Linked DNA regions of Homo sapiens: region 1 is linked to region 2. A link is a loop called in an ENCODE intact Hi-C map of the cell type or tissue named here. Cell type or tissue: gastrocnemius medialis. All regions are shown on one strand. Links, peaks and the distances in the headings refer to the core of each region. The heading gives the core; the rest is flanking DNA.

Region 1 (8,334 bases), core at 256-8,255, 99 kb after region 2:
AACTGGGATTATCTAAAGTGAGTCCAGCTGGCTAATTCTAAATGTATATATTTTCACCATAAAAATATAGCAAATCTAAACAGGATGCAGAATAAAATCAAATCAGCAACAGTTCTTTCTATCTTATATTACATTAGTGCTTTGAAGGATCTCTCTTCCACTCCTAATCCTTCTCATTCTACTCCCAACACACATTTCAAACGCATCCAAACTCCCAGCTGCTGGTTTAAAAAAGGGCCCTGGAATTTCCTGTAGGTCTCACTATGCATTTCCAAAATCACAGATGGAAACCTATCATATGAGACTTACACTTCATAATTCTCAAAGTACTTTAACATTCATTAATTTACCCCATATTCACAATTATCTCAGCCTTATTTACCTAACGGTTATCTCTAAATCTCCTTTGAGGCATAGAGAAGTGAAGTGTGGTATGAAAGAAAGAACACTGACTTTGAAGTCAGAAACCCATGGAATTAGGTTCAAGTCCTTGCAAATAACCTCTTTAAGTTATGGGTTATTATGAAGTTTAGCTGAGATAAAGTTTGAGAATGTGGATATGAGTACTGTGTCTGACATGACCTAGGGACTCCATAAATCTTAGTTTCTTATTCTTCCCCTCAACCTTTCTGAGCCCGTTTCCTTATGTAAAATATGGGCAAATACTATAAATCCCACTGGAGGTTTGTGAAGTTTACTCAGATAATGTATCAAAGTGTCTTTAGGACCTTGTATGGGCTTGCTAAATGTTAACTTTCTTTCTTCTTAAGATGATGCTCAGTAAACATGCTCTAAACAACATTAGAAAAGGTGATTAGTTTAATCTAGTACTAAACAGGAGAAAAACAAAAGTTTAAACATATTTTTATGGTCTAGCCTGGTGACCTACACTCTTTTCCATGGAAAGCTCAAAATAAGACTGTGTCTATAGGTATACTCTGATTATTGATTATATATAAATGAGTGAATTCAGCTCTAAGGTAGGCTTCTATGTTTTTATACAGCAAATACTGTATTTCCCTATTGATTTGAGTGAAGAAAAGTTATCACAAGATAAAAAAGAGCAAGTATCTGATGAAAACTTTTACTAAGGAGAATACTAAGTTTATCAAAACCCGGGTATGGTGATAAAAGAGAATTGTAAAAGCACTTTCCACTTAGCCTGGGCAACATAGTGAGATCTCGTCTCTAACAACAACAAAAAAAGGTACTTTCCCAGTCTTATAAATTACCATTTCTACCCCCTAGGCAGCAAAAAAAATTAACTACCAGAAAATCCCCTCATCTAGCATGGCCATTATGTCTTTAAGTTTGGTTCAACTTGCGCTGAGACTAGACAAGGAGTAACGTAAAGCATCTACCATGACCATTACAGAATACAAAAATATAAAAACACAATCCCTTATCTTTAACATGTGAGGTCATAGGATAGCCTTTTCTTTTCTTTTTCTTTTTTTTTTTTTTTTGAGACGGAGTCTCACTCTATTGCCCATGCTGGAGTGCAGTGGCACGATCTCGGCTCACTGCAACCTCTGCCTCCTGGGTTCAAGTTATTCTTCTGCTTCAGCCTCCCAAGTAGCTGGGACTACAGGCACCTGCCACCACGCCCAGCTCATTTTTGTATTTTTAGTACAGACAGGGTTTCACCATATTGGTCAGGCTGGTCTCGAACTCCTGACCCCGTGATCCGCCTGCCTTGGCCTCCCAAAGTGCTGGGATTACAAGCGTGACCCACTGCACCCAGCCAGTATAGTCCTTTTTAAAGGGAAATCAGAATGCCTCTCCATTTCACACTAATGAGGCTGTCCCTGCAGTCTAGAGTTTATTCTAGGCATAGCATTGTAAACTTAAATGGATCAAGAAAAGAAAACTCTAAAGTCAAAGCTGAACCTGGGGTTGGGGAGGCGGGGAGAAAAAAAAAAAGAAGAGAGCTCAAGATGATGAGGGGCTTAGAAACTATACAATCTCAAAAATAGCGGGGAAAAAAAGACCTAGGGAAACAAGAGTATGTGAAAAGGTTTTGGATGAAAGAAAAACCAAATTAGAGCCAATGGATAGATACTGGGGAAAGCATATTTCAGCTTACAGTAAAAAACAGTATTTTTAGACATTTGTGCTATCACAAATTAAAAGTGCTCCTTTGGGAGGTTATAATCTCTGCCTGTGGGAGCATTTAAGTAACAGCAAATAAGCATTTATAGGGATGGTTTCAAGATGAGTCTTAAGTTAGGTGGGAGGTTGAATTTGATTTCCTCTAGCCCCAGCACTCTAAGACTCTATGACTTTTTACTTTCCTCACATCTCACATTTAATAGTAGGGCAAATAACTGATTCTTAACCAATGTAACTTTTAGATGGGAGAGAAATGGTAAAGAGTAACTCTGAAGTCTGTATTTATTGATAAGATGTAAAGCTCATTCTGGTGGATATACACATTTTTTCAAAATTTTTAATTTTCATTTGAAACCTTAAATTTATAATTCACAGAAAATGCTTATAGGTTGCCTTCCTTGAAGTGATCAGATCATTTCATTTTGGAGAAAATGTCTGCTAAATATCCAAGTCCGCTGTTTTTTTCAAGCAAAGATAATATTCCATGAAAAAAGTAGCTAGTTGAGCTTACAACTCAAACAATTGCACAAATGCTTTTTCCTGAGTCAACTATCATACTTGGATATTTTAAAAATGGAGACACTGGACTCACAGAAGTTAAAAGACTTGCCAAAGGCCACATAGCTAAAGCTAGGAGTTGAACCTAGATCTTTTGGTCTCCAAAGTCTATATTCTTTCCACTATGTTACTCTGAAACCAATGAATAAAACACTAGTGTATACCTGAATAAAAGAGAGAAGATAAAGAACTAAACATGCCTAGTTATAATAATGAAGGACACTAGGCCTCTGCTGCCTTCTAGGTTTCTCTAAATAATCCTTAGGAGTCTTAACTGCCCAAAAGAATTTATCATCAGATTTCTCGTCTCTATAGCAACAACAGAGCATAGGGAATTGGGAATAAATTAATAAAATGTAAAATAGGCTATTGTGCATGCACACGCATGTGTGTGTGTGTGTGTCTACATGGCATAGGAGAGCATGAACAATGGAAAAGAAAAAAAGAGCTGGGGAAAATCCATTTGGTTTATCAGTTTCCTGGAATGGAATCTTATTTTTCATTCACAGTAGTGTATCATTGGCCTTGGTATAGTAATTTAGAGGATATGTTTTTTATTAGCTTTGCTCAACTTGGCTGGGTTCAGCTATGTGCTGCCAGCTGGGCTGATGCCAAGGCTGAAACTCCAGTCTTCTAAATTCCAGTTCACTTAAACAGCATGGGTTGCCTCCTGCTCTGATCCAGCTCAGTTAACACTTTTGGTACTCCATATCCAGCTCCTTTTTTCTCTCCTGACTCATTCCTACAACATGGATAGAGGACCTCTGCAACTACAAAGACATGTCACATTTTCCTGGGGACTTCAGGCTGATAAATCTGCAGAGAGTGGGGGAAAACAGATAACTAAAATCATGCATGATAGGACCACAAACTTCAAAAGCCTCATATTACTGAAACTAAAAGGTGCAACTGACCTTAGTTTTCTAGGGCAGTAGGTAAGATGATTCAGGAGCAGTTTCGGCAAGTGGAGGGCTATATTTTCTTAGAAGATGGTCTGCTAATGGCTAGTCAAGCTTAGGCCACTCAGAAAGGTGGCATGAAAGCACATGGTGAGAAAGCACCTGCTAGTCAGCCACACAGTCAAAAACATTCCAGCTTTCCTTAGCACAAGACAATAAATTTTAACAGCTTACAACCACAATCCTGCCTTCTTGCCATATCACCCTCAGAACCTCCTCTTTTTTCTTTGCTTGGTTTGAGTTTGCCAGGTTTTTCTCATCTTCTTAACATATATGAATGTTTATGTTTTGTTTTTTTTCTATTAAGTCATTATTGAGATTCAGAAATTCTCATTTATAACTGTAATAGTTCCTCAAAAATAATCTAGGGAATCAAGGGAAGAAAATTTTTTTTTTTTTCTTTAAGACAGAGTCTCACTCTGTCACCCAGGTTGGAGTGCAGTGGCATGATCTCGGCTCACTGAAACCTCCACCTCCCAGGTTCAAGCGATTCTTCTGTCTCAGTCTCTTAAGTTGCTACGATTACAGGCATGAGCCGCCACTCCTGGCTAATTTTTTTTTATTTTTTTATTTTCAGTAGAGATGGAGTTTCACCATGTTGGCCAGGCTGGTCTCAAACTCCTGACCTCCAGTGATCCATTCGCCTTGGCCTCCCAAAGTGCTGGGATTATAGGCATGAGCCACTGCGCCCGGCCCAAGGGAAGAAATTTAGTAACACAATTTATCACTGGTTTTCAGTAAGATTTTCCTGAAAATCACCAACACTTATTTAAAATTGGGGATTTTGTAAATTGATATGTATTGATGCTGGCACAGTGGGTGTTACAATAAAAGCTTGCCAAAAAAACCCTATATGGGTTCTATGTATTCCCAAGAAAACAGTAAATGTGGTCAAATTTATGAACTGCATAAATCACATCTCACTATTTCAAACAGCTTGAGAGATGCCAATTGTTTCATTATACATGTCGAAAACTGCTACCATTCTCAGGCATCTGGAGTTTGTGAGGGCAAGAGAGAGAGCGAATGGGCAGAGTCAAGGGGCAGCTTAAGGATTCTGGAAGAGAGATATGGAATGGGAGTTTTTTTTTCTGGTCCCTTGGGCAGACCTAATTACAATCAGTGGGAGAACCCAGATTCTCTGCTTCATAATCTACTCCACCCATCTCACTTCCCCATTTTCCTATTTCTATTTGTGTACCACAAGCATATAACCAAGAAAAAATCAGTTATGAGAGTACTGGTTCACTGCAGAAGCCTCATCTCATATTTATTTTTCCTGACCAAAATAGAGCACTTTCCTGGCTCTGCGTGCAGTTCCCTTTTCTTGGGAGGCCTGGGGATCTTGATTCAGATGCAACTAACGCACAGTGGGCATCTACTACGTGCTACATGGTGCTATGCATTTGCCACCAATTTTCTCATTTCAATCATTCAATCAACTGGGGAGGCAGACACTTGTCTATAACCTCCAGTGAACCTAGCACTGCTAACATGAGCCTGTAACTGTGGATAGATAGGTGAATAAAGGACGGATTTACCAGATGTGATGAGATCACAAGGCCAAAGCTGAAATAAGGACAGAGACTATATGCATACGTGTGTTTATGGAAGGAGGAAATGGTATATAAATAGGGGCAAGGTCTGGACACAATATATCTGAGAGGGTTAAAGGGAAAATAGTACCTGAGTGGCTATTCTCATTAAAGGCACCAAAAAGTTAGCTTTGATTTGCAATCTTTCAACACAAATAAATGATAAATGTTTGTGGTGACAGATATCCCAATGACCCTGATTTGATCATTAAGCATTGTATGTATGTATCAAAATATCACAGGTACCCCATCAAAATGTACAATTATTACATATCAATAAACAAAAAAGAATTTGCTTCACTTATTAACCAACATGCTCATATCTTTTCTGACAGTGAACTACTGAACTAGTGGCTAGTGAACACACCTTCTCAGGAGACAAGAGGGGTATATTAGCTGCCAAACCTGTAGAGACCACACCCTCCTGGTTGTTGTGGCTTATTAGGAAAAAAAGCTGGGTGGAAGGGCAGGGGGTGGTCCAGGTGTAGAGGTGTACATGTGTTTAGTAACTGAGAGGTGAGTGAATATGGGCTCTGGAAACAAATCTTAGTGCCCTGTGCCACTCTTACTTTTGGCCATTAGGTTTCCAAAATTAAAAAACCGTAACATTAAACAGCCTTTTTTTTTTTTTGAGATGGAGTTTCACTCTTGTTGCCCAGGCTGGAGTGCAGTGGCACAATCTCGGCTCACTGTAACCTCTGCCTCCTGGGTTCAAGTGATTCTCCTGCTTCAATATCCGAAGTAGCTGGGATTACAGATGCCCACCATCATGCTCAGCTAATTTTTTTTTTTTTTGTATTTTTGTAGAGACAGGGTTTCACCATGTTGGCCAAGCTGGTCTTGAACTCTGGTCCTCAGGTGATCCACCTGTCTCAGCCTCCCAAAATGCTGGGATTACAGGCATGAGCCACTGTGCCTGGCCTTAAATAGCTTTTAATAATCTGTCAAATTTGTCATAGATGCGAGTAGTATTCTTATTTTTTGTAATTAAGTGAATATCTGAATAACGGCTTTAGATGAGGATCAACAGAAATGGAATCAGAAAATATAGTATAACCTATTTCAGTTAACAGATATTACTGAATAAATGGCATGTTCCAAGTGGTGGGGACATAAAGAGGCAGTTAATAAATTCATTCCATTTAACATGGACTCCAGGTAGAAAACAATCCCAACTTCCTAGACATGACAGAAAGAAGAATTTTAGCTCCTCATAAATACTTACACTGAAAACTTGGCATTATTTTACATGGTACAGGGCTTGTTTGTTAAATAAATAAAATAGTCACAATAGGTGATACACATTAAGAACTTGCATTTTGTCTTCTTTATTCAAAGAATATGCCCCCCACCCCATCTTATCCTCACCACCATGTCACTGCTTCAATTTTCTCTCTCACCTGGAATATTATAACAGCTTGTTAACTGGCATCCCTGACTCCAGCATCTGAATCCGTCCTTTCATTGTTGCCAAAATGGTCCTTCTAAAACACAAATCTGAGCTGTAACTCTACTACTTAAAAGCCCATTTGATAGTTTTTTTTTTTTTTTGAGACAGAGTCTTGCTCTGTCACTCAGGCTGGAGTGCAGTGGCACGATCTTGGCTCACTGCAACCTCTACCTCCTGGGTTCAAGCGATTCTCCTGCCTCAGCCTCCCTAGTAGCTGTGATTACAGGTGCACGCCACCATGCCCAGCTAATTTTTGTATTTTTAGTAGAGACAGGGTTTCACCAACTTGGCCAGGCTGGTCTCGAACTCCTGACCTCAGGTGATCTGCCCGCCTCGGCCTCCCAAAGTGCTGGGATTACAAGTGTGAGCCACCACGCCCAGCCAATAGTTCTTGATTTAGTTTGGATATTTTGTCCCTGCCCAAATCTCACGTCAAACTGTAAGCCCCAGCGTTGGAGGTGGGGCCTGGTGGGAGGTGTTTGGGTCATGGGGGTGGATTCCTCAGGGTGTGGTTCTGTCCTTGAGATAGTGAGTGAGTTCTGGTTGTTGTAAAAGTGTGACACCCCCCTCCCCACACTGCCATCTGCCTGCTCCAGCTTTGCCTTCTACCATGAGTAAAAGCTCCCTGAGGCCTCCCCAGAAGCCAAGCTATGCAGCACCGTGTTTATACAGCCTGCAGAACTCTAAGCCAATTAAACCTTTTTTCTTTATAAATTACCCAGTCTTAGGTATTTCTTTATGGCAATGCAAGAACAGCCTAATACAGTTCTCGATGCTCATAAGGTAAAAATCCAGATCCTTAAGATGGTCTATGAGGGAAGCATTCTGCGCCTTCCTCTGCTGTGCCTTATCTCTTTCTGCTCCTCTACTTACACCCTACAATCTAGCCATTTTCTTTTTTCCTTTTTCTTTTTTTGAGATGGAGTCTCACTCTGTCACCCAGGCTGGAGTGCAGTGGCGCAATCTCAGCTCACTGCAACCTCTGCCTCCCAGGTTCAAGCGATTCTCCTGCCTCAGCCTCCCGAGTAGCAGGGACTGCAGACGTCAGCCACCACACCTGGCTAATTTTTGTATTTTTAGTAGAGACGGGGTTTCACCATATTGGTCAGGCTGGTCGCTAACTCTTCACCTTGTGATCCACCCGCCTCTGCCTCCCAAAGTGCTGGGATTATAGGCGTGAGCCACCACGCCCGGCCTTAACTATTTTTTAATTCCTTGACCATACTTTTTTTTTTTTTTAACTTCTGGCCCTACACTAATCTGTTTCCACTGCTAGAGAGAATTTTTTCTCTACCTTCCCATTCTTAAGGTTTCAGCTTAGACATCACTTCATTTGGAAGCCTTCGTTTGGAAGTCTTGTCCTTTATTCATCCATTTACCCAATAGCTATAGAGCAGCCCATGTTAGACATGCTAGGCTCAAGGGAGGTTATAGAGATCTCCAACCTCCAGTCCCCTCAATCTAGGTTGGGGTCCCTCTGTACTTTATTCCTCCAAAGTCGTACTTTATTGGTCTATATGTTCACAAAACTGTAAACACTAACGGCAGAATCTCCATCAACTGAGCCAATGACTAGTACTTAATCATGACTTGATAGTTAGAATTTGAATAAATGGATGGATGAGGAAGATCAGTCTATCAGGTGACCTCATGTTGAGAC
Region 2 (8,334 bases), core at 258-8,257:
ATCAAGGTAGAGACGTGTGATCCAATAAGTCCATTCCCAGATACTCACTTGAGAGACTTGAAAACGTCCACAAAAAAAGATTTTTATTCAAATGGACAAATTATTCGTAATAGCTGAAATCTCGAAACAACCCAAATATTTATAGCCTGTCAATGGATCAATTTGTAATGGTTTATTTATATAGTAGAAACCACTCAGCAATGAAAAGGAAGAAACCAGGCTGAACACTGACTGGCTCAAGCCCATAATCCCAACACTTAGGGAGGCTCTGCTGTGGGAGGATCGCCTAAGACCAGTAGTTCGAGAGCAGCCTGGTCAACATAGCGAGACCCCCGTCTCTGCAAAAAAAAGTTAAAAAAGAAAAGGAACAAACAACTGATAAACACAGCAACATGGATGAACTTCAAAAACACTAAGCAAAAGAAGCCAGACACAAAAGGTTATATACTATTTGGCTCCATTTATATGATGTTCTATAAGAGGCAAAACGAATCTGTGATGATAGAAATTGGATCTGAGGTTGTTTGGGGTAGGAGGTAGAGGGGCACATTCTGGGAAGATGGTAACTTATGTTTTGTTTTGTTTTGTTTTGTTTTGTTTTGTTTTGTTTTGTTTGAGATGGAGTCTCGCTCTGTCACCCAGGCTGGAGTGCAGTGGCATGATCCCAGTTCACTGCAACCTCTGCCTTCCAGGTTCAAGCAGTTCTCCTGCCTCAGCCTCTTGGGTAGCTGGGACTACAGGTGCATGCCACCACACCCAGCTATTTTTTTTTTTTTTTTGTATTTTTAGTAGAGATGGGGTTTCACCATGTTTGCCAGGCTAGTCTCGAACTCCTGACCTCAAGTGATCCACCCGCCTCGGCCTTCCAAAGTGCTGGGATTATAGGTGTGAGCCACCACGCCCGGCTCATTCTATATCTTGGTGTGTATGTTTGACAAAACTCTTCAAAGTATGCACTTAAAATGCTTGTATTTTATTGTATGTGAATTATGCTTCAATATGGTAGAAAGAAAAAGAAAAAACCCACAAAAGCTGGGCGGAAGATGGGCTGAGGAGGCTGTCATTGAACAGAAAGCCCTCTAGAGTCTGCTGCAGAGGCTTAGCTGAGACCCGATCCTGAACACAGTAGAGTGCAGAAAGAGAGAGATTTGGGAATTTAATGATTTTGAAGGAAACTGTTGTATTTTAAAACCTCATATTTAAAAAATGTTTAAGTTATTAAATATATTAAGTTGATCACTTTAAAGCCAGTATTAAGATGATCACTTTAAAGCCAGAATCAAGAAAGACAACTTTGATAAAATGATAATATTATTTAAAAATTAAGAACGCACAGCCTGGGGTCACGAGCCTGCTTTTCTCCCCTGTCTGAATAACATCCAGTACATAGATTCTGCGGACTTGGAGCCCATCACCTCGCAAGAAGAGCCCGTGCGCTACCACGAAGCTTGGCAGAAGCTCTGTAGTGCTCAGTGAGTAGAGTTCGCTGCCTTGGGTTTCCAGAGTTCTTTTGGTTTGTTTTAATGAAAAAGTCCTCTTGTTTTCATGTGCCAGTAGTAGGTAATTGACTTGTTAAAATATTTTTTAATTGTTGAAAAGACTACATGCCATCTGATTTAATCCTTAAAAAATGCAGCTTGTCAATATCATTGGATCTGAAAAGCTGCTCTGATTTTGATATTGTTTGCCATATGCATCTATTGATGAGGCTCATTTAAGGATTTTTCATCCAGAACATTTGATGAGTACCCATCAGTAGAGTCTCATCAGTTGTTTTGGCAGCTGTTATTTATAATAGTAAAACATTAGCAAGAATTTCTGGTTCACTAGAACAGTTGAATATTACGGAGGTGTACACCTTCTTCTGAGTGTCTTGGTCAGTACGGCACACAGAGCTGATGAAGAAAGGCCCCCTTAGGGGAGCATTTTAAGCCAAGAGGTAAGATAAATTGTTAATATTAATATATGTATTTAAAATTTTGGGCTGGGCACAGTGGCTCATGCCTGTAATCCTAAAACTTTGAGAGGCTGAGGTGGGAGGATTGCTTGAGCCCAAGAGTTCAAGACCAGCCCAGGCAACATAGGGAGACCCTGTTTCTACAACAAAAACAACAAAACCAGCTGGGTGTGGTCCCAGCTCCTTGGGAGATCAAGGCTGCAGTGAGCTGTGATCACACCACTGCACTCCAGCCTGGGTAACAGTGTGAGACCCTGTCTCAAGAAAAAAAAATTGTGAACAACTCAGTACCAAAGATAGTGCAGTGGCAGTATTACAATTATGTATACTATCTTTTTCACTTGCAATAAGCATGTTCTTAAGTTACTAAGAAAAGTCCATAGTTTCATATGCAGTTTCTAAGTTGATAGTGTTTACATACAATTCATTGTCACAGTAGCACAATGTATGGGGTTAATTCATGGCTTCAGTGTCTTGGTAATGGCCCGTTAGGCGATTATTGCAAGTTGGACTGGTAGAAAAGGGGAATTGCCTTTGTGGTTTGTTCTTTTGTGCAGTGGAGTGCTGGTTCCAGGAGGATTTGGTGTTCGAGGAACAGAAGGAAAAATCCAAGCAATTGCCTGGGCTCGGAATCAGAAAAAGCCTTTTTTGGGTAAGGAGCTCTGCAGTGCAGTCTTCACTTAAGAGTAGGAAAGAGTGGGGAACGGTGCCACGTGGGAGCCTATGAACAAAGTGGGGGGATTACTGAAACATGCTGTCTTTGTGGATAGGAGCTCAAGTAGAAGCCTTCATGTTTTCTCTTTAGAGACAAATTCAGTCTTGGAAAGCTTATTTATGCTTATGAGCTACATGTAGATGTCGTGGAATTTTGAGAGAATGAATTGTGAATTCCTGTCCATTTAATGAACCCAGCTGTTTGTAGCACACGTGAGGTTGAGTTTTATATCTGCTCACTTGGCACAACAGCTGACTGTAATTGGACAAAATGATTTTGCATGCCTCCTGGTGCTGTACATTTTAGTAATTTTCAACTTGAACAATTATAAATAAAAACTTAATGAGAGAGGGTAAGAAAACTTGAATTTTAAAGTACTGAGGCTAGGCACGGTGGTTCACACCTGTAAACCCAACACTTGTGGAGGCTGAGGCAGGAGGGTTGCTGGATCCCAGAAATTTGAGGCTGTAGTGAGCCAAGATCTCTCCACTGCACTCCAGAGTGGGCAACAGCAAGACCCTGTCTGGGGGGAAAAAAGTACTGAATAGAATATCACTTACTTCTAAAATCGGATAACTTTGCAAATCTAGAATTTTCATCTACTTTACATGCAGTTTTTGAAATCTAATACAAGTAAAGTGTAACAGCAGAGAGTACTTGTTCATAGCAGGAAGTTATGAGTTTGCAATTATAATTCTCCAAATAAAGGACACAAAGGCCATTGCAGAGGCTGCTGGGAAAAGTAGGAGCTGCCTTTTCAATGGAGTTTTGTTTGTTTTTTCCCCCCGACTGGAAGGCGTGTGCTTAGGGATGCAGTTGGCAGTGGTTGAATTCTCAAGAAACGTGCTGGGATGGCAAGGTAAGCGTGCATTAAGACACTCATTCAATTCCCGCTTGTGTATTTCTGGAGGATATGAGGCCTGTTGCCGCCTGGGTGATCAGGAGCTTTGGAGAAGGGCAGGCCTGGGTTCCTAGCACCTCATGGTGTGCCGTAAGGGAGCTGCCTTGCCTCTTGAGGAACAGCACGGCTCCTCCATGCAGGAAGGAGGGAGCACAGCCAGACTCCCTCCTTTGCCTTCTGCCTCTGTGTTCCTGTTCTTGAGATTCTGTCACTTTGATCACCGTGGCCACCATCCTGAAGCTGGTGCCTGGTGTGAAGTCCTTGTCCTAAGTGAGGCTTGGGCAGTTATTATGAGAACCTGGGCTCTGGAGCTATTGAAACTGGGCTCAGATTCCAACCTTACCGCTTATGGGTGATTTTAAGCAATTTACTTAGCCTTTATGGGCCTCCGTTTTTTCTGTAAAATGGGAGTAATAAAGGTACGTACTTCACATGATTAAGGGAGATAATGTATGTAAATAGTCTCTAGTAGTGCCTGGAAAATAGGGAAATGCTCAGATAATATCAGCTCTTCGCCTAGCTGTGTATTACTATGTGACAGACCTCCCTAAAGCTCAGTGGCTCCCAACAGCAGTGACTTCTCATCTCAGTATTCTGTGGTTTGGCTCAGTGCCTGGGTTTCAGCTGCACGTGGTGTACTATCTGAGATGGCACACTCCTGCCTTGTGTTCAGCTGTGAGCTCGGCCCAGCCGGGACGTCAAGATGCTGTCTCCACCTAGTGGCTCATCATTCATTAATCCAGCCCAAGCTTCCTCACACAGGGTGGGCAGCTGGACTCCAAAATGACAGGCCTGTTATGCAGGCACTTATCAGGCCTGCTGATGTCCCGTTGGCCAAAACAAGTCACGTGGCCAAGCCCCGAGCCGGCAGGGGAGGAGAACACACATGGGTGTGAAGACTGAGCATGCTGCACTGGGGCCACCCTGGAATGGTCCACCACAGCCCATTTATTCTCTGTAGCCCACCCGACAAATACTAGATTTTCAGAAAGACCTTGTAAATTCTGTGGAAAATAAAGTAACCTGAAGGAATGTAAAAGCAGTTTGACTTTATAAAGAACAAGTGACTCTGGTGGCCAGCATATGGTTTAGGGCTGGGTTTCATTCACCCTTTCCCTGAGAGGCTGCTTCACAGTGACCTGGCGGTGTGGCTTAGTTTGGTAGACAGCATGCCCTTGAGTGCTGGCTTCTGAGTCCTGAGAGGCACTGTCTTATCACCCGCCACCCCAGAGCTGGCTTTCTGGTCTCCCTGGATCCTTCACAGCCCCAGACCTCTGCCTCTCACTTAGGTTCCCAAATGGGTAGGTGCTTTGGTGATGAGCTTACACTTCAGTTGAGACTGGACCCTGGTTCAGGCCAGGAGGAGAACAGTGCCCAGCGTTCACATAGTACCAGGAACTTGGTCCTTTGCCTTTTGGTCTTTAGTGGTTTTGCTTTGGTTAGACGGTAAGTTCAATGAAGGTTAGAAAGGTTGAGTTGAAATCAGTTCATTTCTGACTGAGCTATTGAGTGAAACAGTTGAGTAGGGCTTTGTATTAGCTGCTGAAGATGAAAGAAGTATAGAAGAAATAGTACTTGTTTATCTCAGAGAGACAAGAGTCTGAAACATTAAGACAATATAAAAACTTGGCTGGGCATGGTGGTTCAGGCCTGTAATCCCAGCACTTTGGGAGGCTGAGTTGGGTTAATCACTTGAGGCCAGGAGGTCGAGACCAGCCTGGCCAACATGGAAAAACCCCATCTCTACTAAAAATACAAAAAATAACCAGGTGTGGTGGTGTGCGCCTGTAATCCCAGCTACTTGGGAGGCCAAGACATGAGAATCACTTGAATTCTGGAGGTGTAGGTTGCAGTGAGCCAAGATTGTGCCACTGCACTCCATTCTGGGTGACATAGTGAGACTCTTGTCTTAAAACACAAACAAACAATATAAGAACTGTCACAGGCGGGGCGCAGTGGCTCACGCCTGTAATCCCAGCACTTTGGGAGGCCGAGGCAGGCAGATCACCTGAGGTCAGGAGTTCGAGACCAGCCTGACCAACATGGAGAAACCCCGTCTCTACTAAAAATACAAAGTTAGCTGGGCATGGTGGTGTATACCTGTAATCCCAGCTACTCGGGAGGCTGAGACAGGAGAATCGCTTGAGACCTGGAGGTGGAGGTTTTGGTGCCGAGATCACGCCATTGCACTCCAGCCTGCCCACACTTGTTGCCCACAAGTGTGAAATTCTGTCTCAAAAAAAAAAAACTGTCAAAGATACAGTATCTAATTAAAAATTACTAGGTTATGCCATTAGTTTTGATTTTCCCATTTTGTACTGATTGACTTTCCAGAGAGTTATACTTAACGTAAAAAAATTCACGTGTGTGTGGGTTGAGTATTTTATGTCTTAAAAATGCTATTTATTGCCGGTCTGGTGGCTTGCACCTGTAATCCCAGTACTTTGGGATGCCAAAGCAGGAGGATTGCTTGAGCCCAGGTGTTTGAGACTAGCCTGGCAATATAGCCTTTGTCTCTCCAAAAAATGAAAAAAAATTAGCTGGATGTGGTAGTGTGCCCCTGTAGTTTGACCTTCTTGGGAGGCTGAGGCTGGCGGATTGCTTGAACCTGGGAGTTCAAGGCTGCAGTGAGCTATGATCGCACCACTGCACTCCAGCCTGGACAACAGTGAGATCTCGTCTGGGGATGAGGTCAGGGGGATGCTATCTTTAGTTTTTGTTCTAATCACTGATCTTAAACTGAGGAGGGAAGTTGTGTTTAGAGCTTAGCAATGAAACTATTAATCACTTTCGTTTGTAACTATTTTCATAACAAGTATTTTGGTATTTCAGATGCCAATTCTACAGAGTTTGACCCTACGACCAGTCATCCCGTGGTGAGTCAAGTGTTTGAACCTCCACAGGGCTTAGAAGGGTGTAGAAGGGGCATTTATGAACGTGATTGATGATTAGAGACAAGAAGTGAGACTGCTTGAGTCCATCCCAAAGAACCCTGAGGTTTTGGGCACTCAGACCTACCAGAGAGGAAAAACTTTTCTTTTTCATTATGTAATTCCTCCCTAATCTTTCATTGACCACAGAAAGTTTTTAAGACAGGTACCAGCCCAGGAAACTGGAGGGGATTCCTGATTAAAATTCTTCTCCATCCCTACTCCCCTCAACTCCCAGAACACAGTATAGATACTAATATGAGACCCTGGCATGTGTACTTACTGTGTGCCAGCCGCTGCTCTCACTGCTTTCATATGTATATTTTATATTAATTCATGGGATCCCCAGCCATAGTCCTGGGAGAACTGCTGGGTTGGAGCACTGGTTGGCTTAACCGTATCCAAAGATTTTCCAGGCTGGCGTACCTTGCGTTAGATTTCATGCCGAGGGCATGTGGCATTCTCAGCCCGCTGTACTGTTAGGCACATGGAGGAGGGACGATGCCTTTAATCACCTTTGAATTCCCAGCCCAGGGTGACAGGGATGTAAAGGGAAGGGCACTTATTTACGTTTTTCAGCAGTCAGCAAATGTGAATGCGTACTATATGCTGGGACTGCCCTTGTCACTGAGGACACCGTGCTAAATGAGACGGACAAAGTTCTTGATCTCACGGCACTTAGACAGCATCACTGTGTTTGTTGACCTGAAATTGAACTTTGCTGATACTAAGGCCTCAGGAGTGGACCAGCAAATGTTTTGCAGCATGGGGCTTTGGGGTCAGGAGGAACAGGGCACAGAGAGCCTGGAATCAGAAGGTGCCTGGGAACGCTGGGCTGAGAGGTGGACTGGGCCATCAGTGCATGGCCCACCCAGTCCTCAGATGCTTGCTAAGCTGCAGGGTGCTAGCCCTGCATCCCTTGCCTTTGAGCAGTCATCAGGCTAGCTGGGGCGATGACAGACATGTTATGACACATCCAGTCCGTGTCTGTGCTACTGTATCAGTCTTTCTAAGGAAGTGATGCTTACCGTCCACAGTGCTGGGGCGGGACTAGCCTGAGGAGGGGCTGCTGTGGTCCTGTCTGCAGATCAGGAGGACAGGCTGAAGGACGGAGCCTCCACCCAACCGAGGTTACAAATGCCAACTGGGAGGCATTTTCTTCTGTGACAAAATGTCTCATAAGGAAAGCCTGGAGAATTAGAGCTTACTTACAAGCCTTTGCCACCCACTCAGCGAGGGAGGTTTCTCTCTAGCGGAAGCAGAGTTCTGTAGTTGGTGTCTGTTTTCTGAACATCTCCAGGTCGTAGACATGCCAGAACACAACCCAGGGCAGATGGGCGGAACCATGAGGCTGGGCAAGAGGAGAACCCTGTTCCAGACCAAGAACTCAGTCATGAGTAAGAGCTGCCTCACGCTGGCCCAGCCTTTGGCTCTGCGTGCCCAGGACGCGTGTCTTAGGGTGATGCTGTGGCTTCGAGGAGCAGGCTGGCTTTTTTTGGTTTCGTTCTTGCTTTTGAAGTTCATTCTTTCCTCTCTTATTCATACCCTTTTAGGATGCACTGTGATAGCCATAGAAGCAGTGTGGGTCTTAGAAAGGACACTGGCAGTGCAGTCAGACTCCTAGGCATGGGCGCCTCAACAGAATGAGGCAGTGAGGTTACATTCATCCTTATCGGTTACTTTCCTATTAAGACCAGCCATATCAATTGCTGATGTTTGGCAATTTTTGTCACACAAAGATGGCAATTTCATATGATTCAGCCTAAGTAGATTCTGTTCTAATAAAGTACTAATAGATGCTGAAGGTTTAGGGTAGTTTTCGGAGGAAAAT

Evidence for each region. Hi-C counts contacts between places; a loop is a spot of excess contacts. Peaks named below come from ENCODE experiments on the same cell type or tissue, not always from the same donor. Only the 100,000 strongest peaks of a DNase experiment are listed, where the experiment ranks them.
Region 1: a loop joins it to region 2, with 3 times the contacts of the local background. A loop is called at or near these places in 2 of 110 quality-filtered maps.

Annotation. Positions count from the first base shown.
Region 1 is chr1:41,099,118-41,107,451 of GRCh38, forward strand. The region is part of intron 8 of SCMH1 (Scm polycomb group protein homolog 1); the gene reads right to left. It also overlaps the pseudogene RPL23AP17. Among named protein-coding and RNA genes, the nearest start is that of SLFNL1, 82 kb to the left of the region's middle. In gastrocnemius medialis, for the core only: no CTCF peak of the experiment used is centred there; a DNase peak (open chromatin) is centred at 3,294; H3K4me3 peaks cover 519 bases; H3K27ac peaks cover 1,459 bases.
Region 2 is chr1:40,999,646-41,007,979 of GRCh38, forward strand. CTPS1 (CTP synthase 1) reads left to right here. Exons shown (of 19, transcript NM_001905.4): 10 at 1,384-1,472; 11 at 2,515-2,609; 12 at 3,469-3,531; 13 at 6,406-6,449; 14 at 7,804-7,900. Among named protein-coding and RNA genes, the nearest start is that of SLFNL1-AS1, 11 kb to the right of the region's middle. RefSeq lists enhancers at 4,346-4,495, 7,240-8,334 and a silencer at 7,378-7,578. In gastrocnemius medialis, for the core only: a CTCF peak has its summit at 4,315 (motif pointing left); a DNase peak (open chromatin) is centred at 4,216; H3K27ac peaks cover 995 bases.